2 separate regions of the Homo sapiens genome follow, and region 1 is linked to region 2. A link is an interaction called in ENCODE POLR2A ChIA-PET data of the cell type or tissue named here. Cell type or tissue: IMR-90. All regions are shown on one strand.

The links. ChIA-PET counts read pairs that join two places held together with the same protein. Peaks named below come from ENCODE experiments on the same cell type or tissue, not always from the same donor. Only the 100,000 strongest peaks of a DNase experiment are listed, where the experiment ranks them.
Region 1: POLR2A ChIA-PET joins it to region 2 with 7 read pairs; 5 of 35 experiments call an interaction of 5 or more read pairs at or near these places.

Annotation. Positions count from the first base shown.
Region 1 is chr7:76,052,225-76,057,224 of GRCh38, reverse strand. MDH2 (malate dehydrogenase 2) reads right to left here. Exons shown (of 9, transcript NM_005918.4): 2 at 2,227-2,395. Among named protein-coding and RNA genes, the nearest start is that of MDH2, 6.6 kb to the right of the region's middle. In IMR-90, no CTCF peak of the experiment used is centred here; a DNase peak (open chromatin) is centred at 2,984; H3K27ac peaks cover 320 bases.
Region 2 is chr7:76,362,384-76,367,383 of GRCh38, reverse strand. No RefSeq gene overlaps it. Among named protein-coding and RNA genes, the nearest start is that of YWHAG, 5.9 kb to the right of the region's middle. RefSeq lists enhancers at 2,440-2,689, 2,215-2,902. In IMR-90, no CTCF peak of the experiment used is centred here; DNase peaks (open chromatin) are centred at 2,403, 2,643 and 3,083; H3K27ac peaks cover 1,279 bases.

The DNA of each region.
Region 1 (5,000 bases), 310 kb after region 2:
CCCTTCTACCCTGCTTTCCCCAGCCTCTCCTTGCCCAGGCCCCAGCTAGAATGGGTCAGCCCTCCAGGTTTCCACAAAAGCGAACTGAGCCACTGCTTGTCTTCATCCTACTCGTGAGCATTGTAAGTCACACTTGGCCTCCAGTTAGAATGAGAGGAGCTGCTCATTCCCCATCACCACAATCCTGATGAAAACTCCTTTTTTTTTTTTTTGAGAGGGAGTCTTGCTCTGTCACCCAGGCTGGAGTGCAGTGGTGTGATCTTGGCTCACTGCAACCTCCACCTCCCGGCTTCATGTGATTCTCCTGTTTCAGCCTCCTCAGTAGCTGGGATTACAGGCATGGTCCACCACATTTGGCTAATTTTTGTATTTTTAGTAGAGAAGGGGTTTCACCAGGTTGGCAAGGCTGGTTTTGAACTCTTGAACTCAAGTGATCCACCCACCTTGGCCTCCCAAAGTACTGGGATTACAGGAGTGACCCACTGTGCCAGCCCAAACTCCTTGATCAGAAGGCACTGAAGGCCAGGAAAGAAAACGTCCTGTGCTGAAAGACTCTAAATATTACTATTTCGTTTACTCCTATCATCTGAAGGAAAAAGTATGTTTTCAAAGATTTCAGGGAAATTTGCTACAATATCCAAAATCTGCTTCGATCTTGACTTTTTCCTTAATGCAGGAGCCTTCTTAACCCGAATATACAGCCCAAAAGAAAATGGGCAACCCATTCAGAGAACTCTGGAAGGTGCACGAACATAAAATTTGCCAGGCAGCCTCCCCAGCTGTTCACACCAACTTAAGACTCATGTAAACACCATCAGACACGGTATCGCATACGCTGTCAGAGGGGAAAGAAATCAGTAGAATCTTTCTGGACAGCAATTTGGAACTTTATAGTAAAAGCTTTGAAATATTCATACCTACTAATTCTGTGTTTAGAACTCTAAGACTTCAACAAGATGTAAAGATAAAGATACGTACTGCAACTTACATTAATATATTTATATTTACAGAAGCAAACAGGAAACAGCCAATGGTCAACAGCAGAGCTATCATAAATGATAAATTACAGCTTTAAGAATAATTTTATCAAGAATTCGGGCTGGGCGCAGTTGCTCATGCCTGTAATCCCAGCACTTTGGGAGGCCGAGGTAGGTGGATCATTTGAGGTCAGGAGTTCTAGACCAGCCTGGCCAACATGGTGAAACCCCATCTCTACTAAAAACACAAAAATTAGCTGGGCATGGTGTTGCACACCTGTGGTCCCAGCTACTCGGGAGGTTGAGGCAGGAGAATCACTTGAACCCAAGATGGGGAGGTTGCAGTAAGCCAAGATTGTGCCACTGTATTCCATCTGGGACACAGAGGAAGACATGGTCTCAAAAAAAAAAAAAAAATTTGGTGACATGCAAAAATGTTGATACATTGTGAAGGTTAAATAAGCAGCATATATAAATATGCATATTTATGAAATTTTTTTTTTTTTTTTTGGAAACAGTGTCTCACTATCTCACCTAGGCTGAAGTGCAGTGGTGTAATCAGGGCTCACTGTAGCCTCAACCTCCTGAGCTCAAGTAATCCTCCCACCTCAGCCTCCCAAGTAGCTGGGACCACAGGTGTGCACTATCACGCCCAGCTAATTTTTGGACTTTTTGTTGAGATAGGGGTCTCGCCATGTTGCCTGGGCTGGTCTTGAACTCCTGGACTCAAGCAATCCTCCTGACTTGGCCTCCCAAAGTGCTGGGATTACAGGTATAAGCCACTGCACTAAGTCCAGTGAATCATTTTCCAGACAACATTTACTGAATATCCGACACTGCCTTCCACAGACGGGGAGGTTTCCCAAAGAGGCCGTGCTTTTTGAGAAGCTGGCAAGATAACCCTGGGGTGGAGGGAAGGTGGCCCGCAGCTGAGACCACCACCTTACTGTCCCCAAATCCTCACCAGAGGTTGCTGACACTTCCCTCTTCCCCATCCTCATACTACTTTTCAAATTAGAAAAAGTAGAAAATGGGATGATTAGGCTACCTCACATTTCTAAAAGACACCGCTGTTTCAATTTTTATAGACGCCAAGTCTAAAAGGGTGTAATCACTTGTAAAATTTAAATTTAAAACAGAGAAACCCCCGTCTCTAAACATTTAGTTTCATCTAAGAATCTTACTCAAAACTCGAATCCTGGCCTACTGGGGACAGGAAGCAAGTCTCCAGGGTCAGCGCGCCCAGTACCTTTCACAGCGGCTTTGGTCTCGATGTGGCTCAGATCTGCGGCCACTCCGGGTGTGTGCGCGATATCATAGAGGGTCAGGCGGCTCACCAAGGGGCTGTTCTTCAGGAGAAGTGAAAGTGGCTGCCCGATGCCTCCAGAGGCCCCTAGCACAGCTACTTTAGCATTGTTCTAAAAAGAGGCACAGAGAAAGGACTCTTAGGAGGAAATGAGCATGAAAAGGATTCACATGGTATCCTATAATGTTGCACTGGGCCTCTTTTTACTGCAGTTGCCAAAGCAAGATACAATCATTGTATTTGTAACAGTCTCATTCTGGAAGAATTCAGGACCTTCATTCCAAAGGTCCACTTTCAAATGGGGAGAATTTATGTCTGTAGAGTCTGTGATACTCAGGGTACTTCAAAACCCTCCTGAAAGATGAAGAACAAGCTGGACTCCATCAGGCAGCTGGACTGGTAACAGCAGCCTTCCCTTCAACCTGCAGCTTTATAAACTATAAACACACACTGAGTGCCTAGCAACAGGCCCTCCCGGTAACTGAGGTTGCAGGAAGATCCCTGCTGGCTCTGTAGGAGACAGGTAATGAGATGCATTAGGAGCAGGGAGAACACTGTCACAGAAGCCCCTTGTGCAAGAGGGCAGATGGGGTTGCGGCAATCAACTCCCTGCAGGGGTGGGGAATCAGAGAAGATTCATCCAGGCAGCAAACTTGTGGCTGGAGCCTCAGGCAGGACAAGGAGCTGCCTAACAAGAGGTGGAAGGGGTTACGTACGTTGCGAAAGACTCCAACCCTCCTGGTGAGTCAGATCTGTCATCTCGGGCTCCAGTATCTCACACTGGTTCTCCAGCCTAGGTGTGCATCAGAGCCACCTGCTGAGCTAATGAAGCCCACTCAGGACTAGGCTCCTGGAAGCGGGATGGGGCTTAGGCCTTGGCATTTTTGCCATTTTCCCCAGATGATTTTGATACCAAACAGTTTGAGAATCACTGTTTCATACCAGGCTAATCAGAAGAACAGGCAGCAAAGTAGCAGCTGGCCCTGGGCATTTCAGCTTGGAACAGTTAGGAAAGTGATGGGGTGAAAGTGACCCGGCCCCGCATCCAGCAATCACTCCCGTTATTCGAAGGCACTCTTCCCCTCTAGGTCTCACTCAAGGTCTGACCAAAATTACAGCCATACCCAGGGAGCTTGTTTCTGATCTAAACTCACAAATGAGAAGCACAGCCGATCCCTGGCAGGCAGGCAGGCAGGCAGCTACCAGTGAGGGAAGAGGCAAACAAAGTGGCAGACACGGGAACTCTCGGCACCGTGTGTGGTCATCTGGGGCCTGACAGCATCACTGCACAGTCTTCTACAGTAGCTGAGGCCAGCTAATAACAGGCTTTGGTTATCAGAAACCAAAACCCAACAAACCAAAATCCGAATCAAGACGCTTACCCAGTGGGTTTCTGCTCAGGAAATTAAACTGTGGAAGCATATACAACCAACATTTGAATTCAAACAGGTTTTTGAGTTTCAAGTTGGTGCTTTAAAGGTGAACCCCTGGCTGCCTGGAAACTTGAACCTGTCAGACCCGCTCAGAACCTGAGGTCGGGCAGGCTCAGCCTCACCCACTTCTGGATCTTCAGCTCTCACTCCCACATCTTGTGTGAGTCTCAGGGACTCCCAAATCCCAGCTCTGCATTCCCAGTTCTGTTAGGCGTTCCATGGGTTCCACAAACTCAACTGTCCATTTATCCTGCCCCCCTCCCTCCATCCCTGGTCCCAAATGGCACTTGTGTTCACTAAATGTAAACTTCTAGAACCATCTTCTGCCACCTCCTTCTTATCAGAGACATCAAGTCAGGACATGAAGAACTTGGCAGCTCAACCACCCTCCCAACCCGCTCCTCCTCTTCATTCTATTCCGTTATCTAACTTAGGTACTCAGCAACACCTCCAAAGCATGCTTTCCCAAAATCAAAGTCTTAATCATTTCACTCTCGTGCTCAGGCTGGCATGGTGGTATGCACCTGTAGTCCCAGCTACTCAGAAGGCTGAGGTGGGAGGATCACTTGAGCCCAGGAGTTGAGGCTGCCGTGAGCCATGATGGCGCCATTGCATTCCAGCCTGGGAAACAGAGCAAGATTCCATCTCTTTAAAAAAATATCTTCTGGGCTGGGCGTGGTGGCTCACACCTGTAATCCCAGCACTCTGAGAGGCCGAGGTGGATCACCTTAAGTCAGGACTTTGAGACCAGCTTGGCCAACATGGCAAAACCCCATCTCTACTAATAATAAAAAAAATTAGCCAGACATGGTGGCGCGCACCGGTAATCCTAGCTACTCAGAAGGCTGAGACAGGAGAATCGCTTGAACCCAGGAGGAGATCACACCACTGCACTCCAGCCTGGGTGACAGACCAACAGTCTATCTCAAAAAAAAAAAAAAAAAAATCTTCCAAAGCTTTCATGCCTCCATCACTCAGCCAGGGCAGTGGTTCCACAGGGGAGTGGCCAAGACAATCCCACCAGGGTGGAGGATGAAACTGCTGCAATGAGTGTATCTTTTTTTTTTTTTTTTTTTTTGAGATAGGGTCTCCCTCTCTCACCCAGGCTGGAGTGCAGTGGTGCGATCTTGGCTCACTGCAACCTCTGCATTTTCGGTTCAAGCCATCCTCCCCACCTTAGCTGTAGCTGGGACTACAGGTACACACCACTCATTTTGTAGAAATGAGGTTTTGCCACACTGCCCAGGCTGGTCTCAAACTTCTGAGCTCAAGTGCTGGGATTAT
Region 2 (5,000 bases):
AGTCTATGTCTTTCAGGAATATGACCCCAGGGAAGACAGACTCATATACATCTGAGTGCTATATGGTGGTCTGGGCTCTTCTCTAGAGAACATGGCAGGAGAGCCCATGGGGACTGAGGAGAGAGTGGTTAGTTCAACTCAGTGTCTGAGTCTGAAGGATGAGGAGGTCTGGGTCTAATGGGGGTGGGCATAGAAGGAGCTTTCAGCACAAGGAACAGCTTTTGAAAAAGCCCAGACTGGGTCAGGCGCAGTGGTTCACACCTGTAATCCCAGAACTTTAGGAGGCCGAGGCGGGCAGATCACCTGAGGTCGGGAGTTCGAGACCAGCCTGACCAACATGGAGAAACCCCATCTCTAATAAAAATACAAAATTACCTGGGCGTGGTGGCACATGCCTGCAATCTCTTCTACTCAGGAGACTGAGGCAAGAGAATCGCTTGAACCTGGGAGGTGGAGGTTACGGTGAGCTGAGATTGTGCCATTGCACTCCAGCCTGGGCAACAAGAGCAAAACTCTGTCTCAAAAAAAAAGAAAGAAAAGAAAAAAAAAAAAGAAAAGAAAAAGCCCAGACTGCCCAGGTGTGGTGACTCATATGTATAATCCCAGCACTTTGGGAGGTAGAGGCAGGAGGATTGCTTGAGCCCAGGAATTTGGGACCAGCTTGGACAACTAAACATAGACCCTATCTCCACAAAAAAAAAAAAAAAAAATAGAAAATTTTTTTCTACTGGGCGTGGTGGTGTGAGCCTGTATTCCCAGCTGCTCTGAAGGCTAAGGCGGGAGGATCATCTGAACCTAGGAGGTCGAGGCTGCTAGTCCAGCCTGGGCGATAGAGCATGACCCTGTCTCAGAAGAAAAAAAAAAGATATTTTGGATTTTTCACTGGGGAGAATGGAAAGACACTGAGACAGGGCCATTAGCTGAAAAGCTGTTGCTATAAACTGGAAGATCTTAAGACGCATCCACCTGGTTCCTCTATTTTATAGATGCACAATCTGAGAACCAGAGAGGCAAAGTGATTTGCCCAAGGTCACTCAGGAAGATTAATGGCAAAGCCAGTGCTTCAACCTGTGGGTCCTGCCTCCTGGGCTCATGCCTCCTCCACTGGCCTGAGATCCTCAGAAGGAGAGGCAGGTTGCAGAGATTTCCTGTCATTCTTTGCCTCTGCTGCAGGACAGCCTGCTAAGGCAGTGACAGGGAAGTGTTCCCAGAGGACAGGGCGGGGAGCATTGCTGCTTGGCTTCAGAAGATGCTGCTGCTGCCTCTGCACTAATCAGGGAGCTTTCCAGCCACAGGAGGAAGCCAGAAGCCAGGGGATGGGGCTGCGGTGATTTATGACTGCACAGAAACAGCAGGACAATCATGTCCCTGGCTGTCCTGCATGTCTGCCAACCGAGCCGGACAGCATGCATTTAAAAGGTCATGTCCTCCAGTGCTGGAGAAGGGGCTGGAGGGTGCCCTTCGGTCAGGTTGGTCACTCCTTTCCTGAGCAGATGCCAAGGAGGGTAGATCCTGGACAGGAAACAATGCCTTTGCTGCTAAGAGTCTAGGAGGTCTGCCCGGGTTTGAATCCAGGCTCTGTTAGCTGAGACACGGAGAGGCTGTGTGATTTTTGGCTGATCACACAGCCTCTCTGTGTCTCTGCTTCCTTGTCTTAAAAAACAGGGGTGAAGCTGGGCGCGGTGGATCACACCTGTAATCCCAGCACTTTGGGAGGCCGAGGCAGGTGGATCACCTGAGGTCAGGAGTTCGAGATCAGCCCGGCCAACATGGTGAAACCCTGTCTCTACTAAAAATACAAAAATTAGCCGGGCGTGGTGGCACATGTCTGTAATCCCAGCTACTCAGGAGGCTGAGGCAGGAGATCACTTGAACTTGGGAGGCGGAGGTTGTAGTGAGCTGAGATCGCGCCACTGCACTCCAGCCTGGGCAACTGAGCAAGATTCTGTCTCAAAAAAAAAACCAAAAAACAAAAAAAAAACTGGCCGTGCACTGTGGCTCACGCCTGTAATCCCAGCTCTAACTCTTTGGGAGGCCGAGGCAGGCGGATCACCTGAGATCAGGAGTTCGAGACCAGCCTGACCAACATGGAGAAACCCCATCTCTACTAAAAATACAAAAATTAGCCGGGCATGGTGGCGCATGCCCATAATCCCAGCTACTCAGGAGGCTGAGGCAGGAGAATCGCTTGAACCTGGGAGGCAGAGATTGTGGTAAGCTGAGATCGTGCTGTTGCACTCTAGCCTGGGCAACAAGAGCGAAACTCCATCTCAAAAAAAAAAAGAAAAAAAAAGGAAGAGAAGAAAAAGAAAAAAAAAAAAGAAAAGAAGAAAAAAAAAAAAAGAATGCCAGTAGCTTCCATTTCAGAAGAACATGCTGAATCTAGAACTATGACTCATCACAGCTGGGTGGGGCACTTAGTGCTCCTTCAGTTTAATCTCACATTTTCAAGGTGGGGATATTAGACCCAGAGAAGGGACAGGTCTTGCCCGCAGAGCTAGGGGCCAGGCAGAAGCCAGAATGCTAGCTCTTAACGTCCTTGCTCCAGGTTTCTTTCTGCACCACCAGGCAGTGGAGGAGGAAGCCAGGATCTGAAGCCATTTGCTCTTTGTGATGTCGTCATGCCTCTTAAGCCGCCCTCTAAACAGCCAGGACCTGTGGGCAGCTGCAGCTGGAAGCATAGAGCTCTGCAAAATCAGAAGGGAAAGGAAGACAGGGCCAACTCTCCCCTGCACCACTGGAGGGGAGGCTCCGTGTGGAGGCTGCGGATGTCATTTCTGTTTGGCTGTGAAACATCCTTTTCTTTGCATCTGCTTTATTTTACTTTTTCCCAAACAGATTTGGCCTGAGCTGTTTTTTTTTTTTTTTTTTCCCCTTTGTGCATTAGACTGTTGGGGGAAGGAACTGAGGTGGAGAGGTCAGAGAGGTAGCCTGAAATGGGCCAGGAAGTTCCTGAGATTTCACATCTGGTCTTGAATCATGGACCTGTTTGAGCCACATGTGGGCAACCCAGGTTGGCGGTCAGGGCTCATTCCCACGGACTAGTGATGCAGGGGCCAGAAGAGCTCAGGCCTGCCCTGCAGGGAGGAAGAGAAAGGAAGAGGAATGACTTGGCGAACACTCATGCAAGAGACAGAAGGAAGTGGGAGGGTTTATTCACCAGCAGGATCGCATTTTGCTGGGTGGTGTGGTAAGAGAAGAGGGTCCGGGCCAGATCTTTTGTTGGAGGAGGGGGAGAAAACTATTTCTAGACTCTCTCCCCACTCAGTCCATCTCCTCCACCTCCTGCCGGTACAGTCTCCCCAAAGCACACTTTCTTCCCTCATTCATTTCTTTCTTTCTTTCTTTCTTTTAGAGACAGGGTCTTGCTCTGTTGCCCAGGCTGGAGTGCAGTGGCGTGATCACTGCTCACTGCAGCCTCCAACTCCTGGGCTCAAGCAATCTTCCTGCCTCAGCCCCCAAATAGCTGTGATGACCATGCCCAGCTAATTTTTAAATTTTTTTTTTTTGTAGAAATGAGGTCTTGCTATGTTGCCCAGGCTAGTCTCGAACTCTTGGCCTCAAGTAATCCTCCTGCCTTGGCCTCCTGAGTAGCTAGGACTACAGCTACATTCATTTCTTGTTTTTCTTTCTTTTTTTTTTCTTTTTTGAGACACAGTCTCACTCTGTCGCCCAGGCTGGAGTGCAATGGCACAATCTTGGCTCACTGCAACCTCCACCTCCTGGGTTCAAGCGATTCTCCTGCCTCAGCCTCCCGAGTAGCTGAAACTACAGGCACACGCCACCACGCTTGGCTAATTTTTGTATTTTTAGTAGAGACAGCATTTCACCATGTTGGCCAGGCTGGTCTCAAACTCCTGACCTCAGGTGATGAGCCCACCTCGGCCTCCCAAACTGCTGGTATTACCGGCGTAAGCCAGTGCACCTGGCCATATTCATTTATTTATTTCCTATTCTCTCTCTATGTACTTATCATGTGCCAGGTACTCTGCTGAGCACTGAGAAGCCAAGGTGAGGATGAAAAAGACAAAACCCAAATCTGATCATTTTCTGCCATTGTTAAAATCTCTTCACAGGCTTCCGATTAATTTCAGAATAGAAATTTAACTCCTGGGGCTGCCATTCAGTGCCCCTCATGTTCTGGCCCCTGACTCTATCCCCAGCCCCTTACCCATCACCCAGACACCAGATACATCAGATTCTTTGCCTATCAATAAATATTTCAGGGGAGATGGGTGTGGTGGTGCATGCCTGTAGTCCCCACTACTCAGGAGGCTGAGGTGGGAGGATCACTTGAGCCCAGGAATTAGAGGCTGCAGTGAGCTATGATCGTGCCACTGTACCCCAGCCTGGGCAACATAGTGAGACCCCCACCTCTAAAAAATAAGTACATAAATAAATAAGTCAGGGAGGAACTTGCCTTTGAGTCTTGCTACCTGTGCCTTTGCCTGCTCTCAAATCCTACACTCATTTAAAGGCTGGGTTGGAAATGTTACCAAACTCCCTGGAGAAGCTTTTCAGAATCTCTTCCTATGCAGCCTGAAAGAAGTTATTTTTTAAACAAAATATTTACAGTGCTTAACACACTCTGAATTCCTTGAGGACAGGGGTCCTCCAGCATCTGGCATAGAGCCTGCAATATTCCCCCATGGAAACTCTTTCATTCCACATTCTCATCCACACTTCATGTTTCCTATTTTATTTTTCACTTCTTATTGATTTTTTTGTTGTTATTTAGTTTTTATTTCATAGTCACAAACTTAACTCTGCAATCCACCCAGACATGGAAGGGAATAAGAAAATCATGGGACTCAAAGGGAACTGTAGCAAGAACACAAAGATGATAGGATACTGGGAGCAAATGGGGTGGATGGATAGGTGCTCTCCTGAGCTACTGAAGGAATGGTCTGGTGGTTAAGATAAAACACAAGTCAAATTTACTAGAGTTGTCCACAGTCAGCAATGGTGATTTTATTTTATTTATTTATTTATTTTTTAGA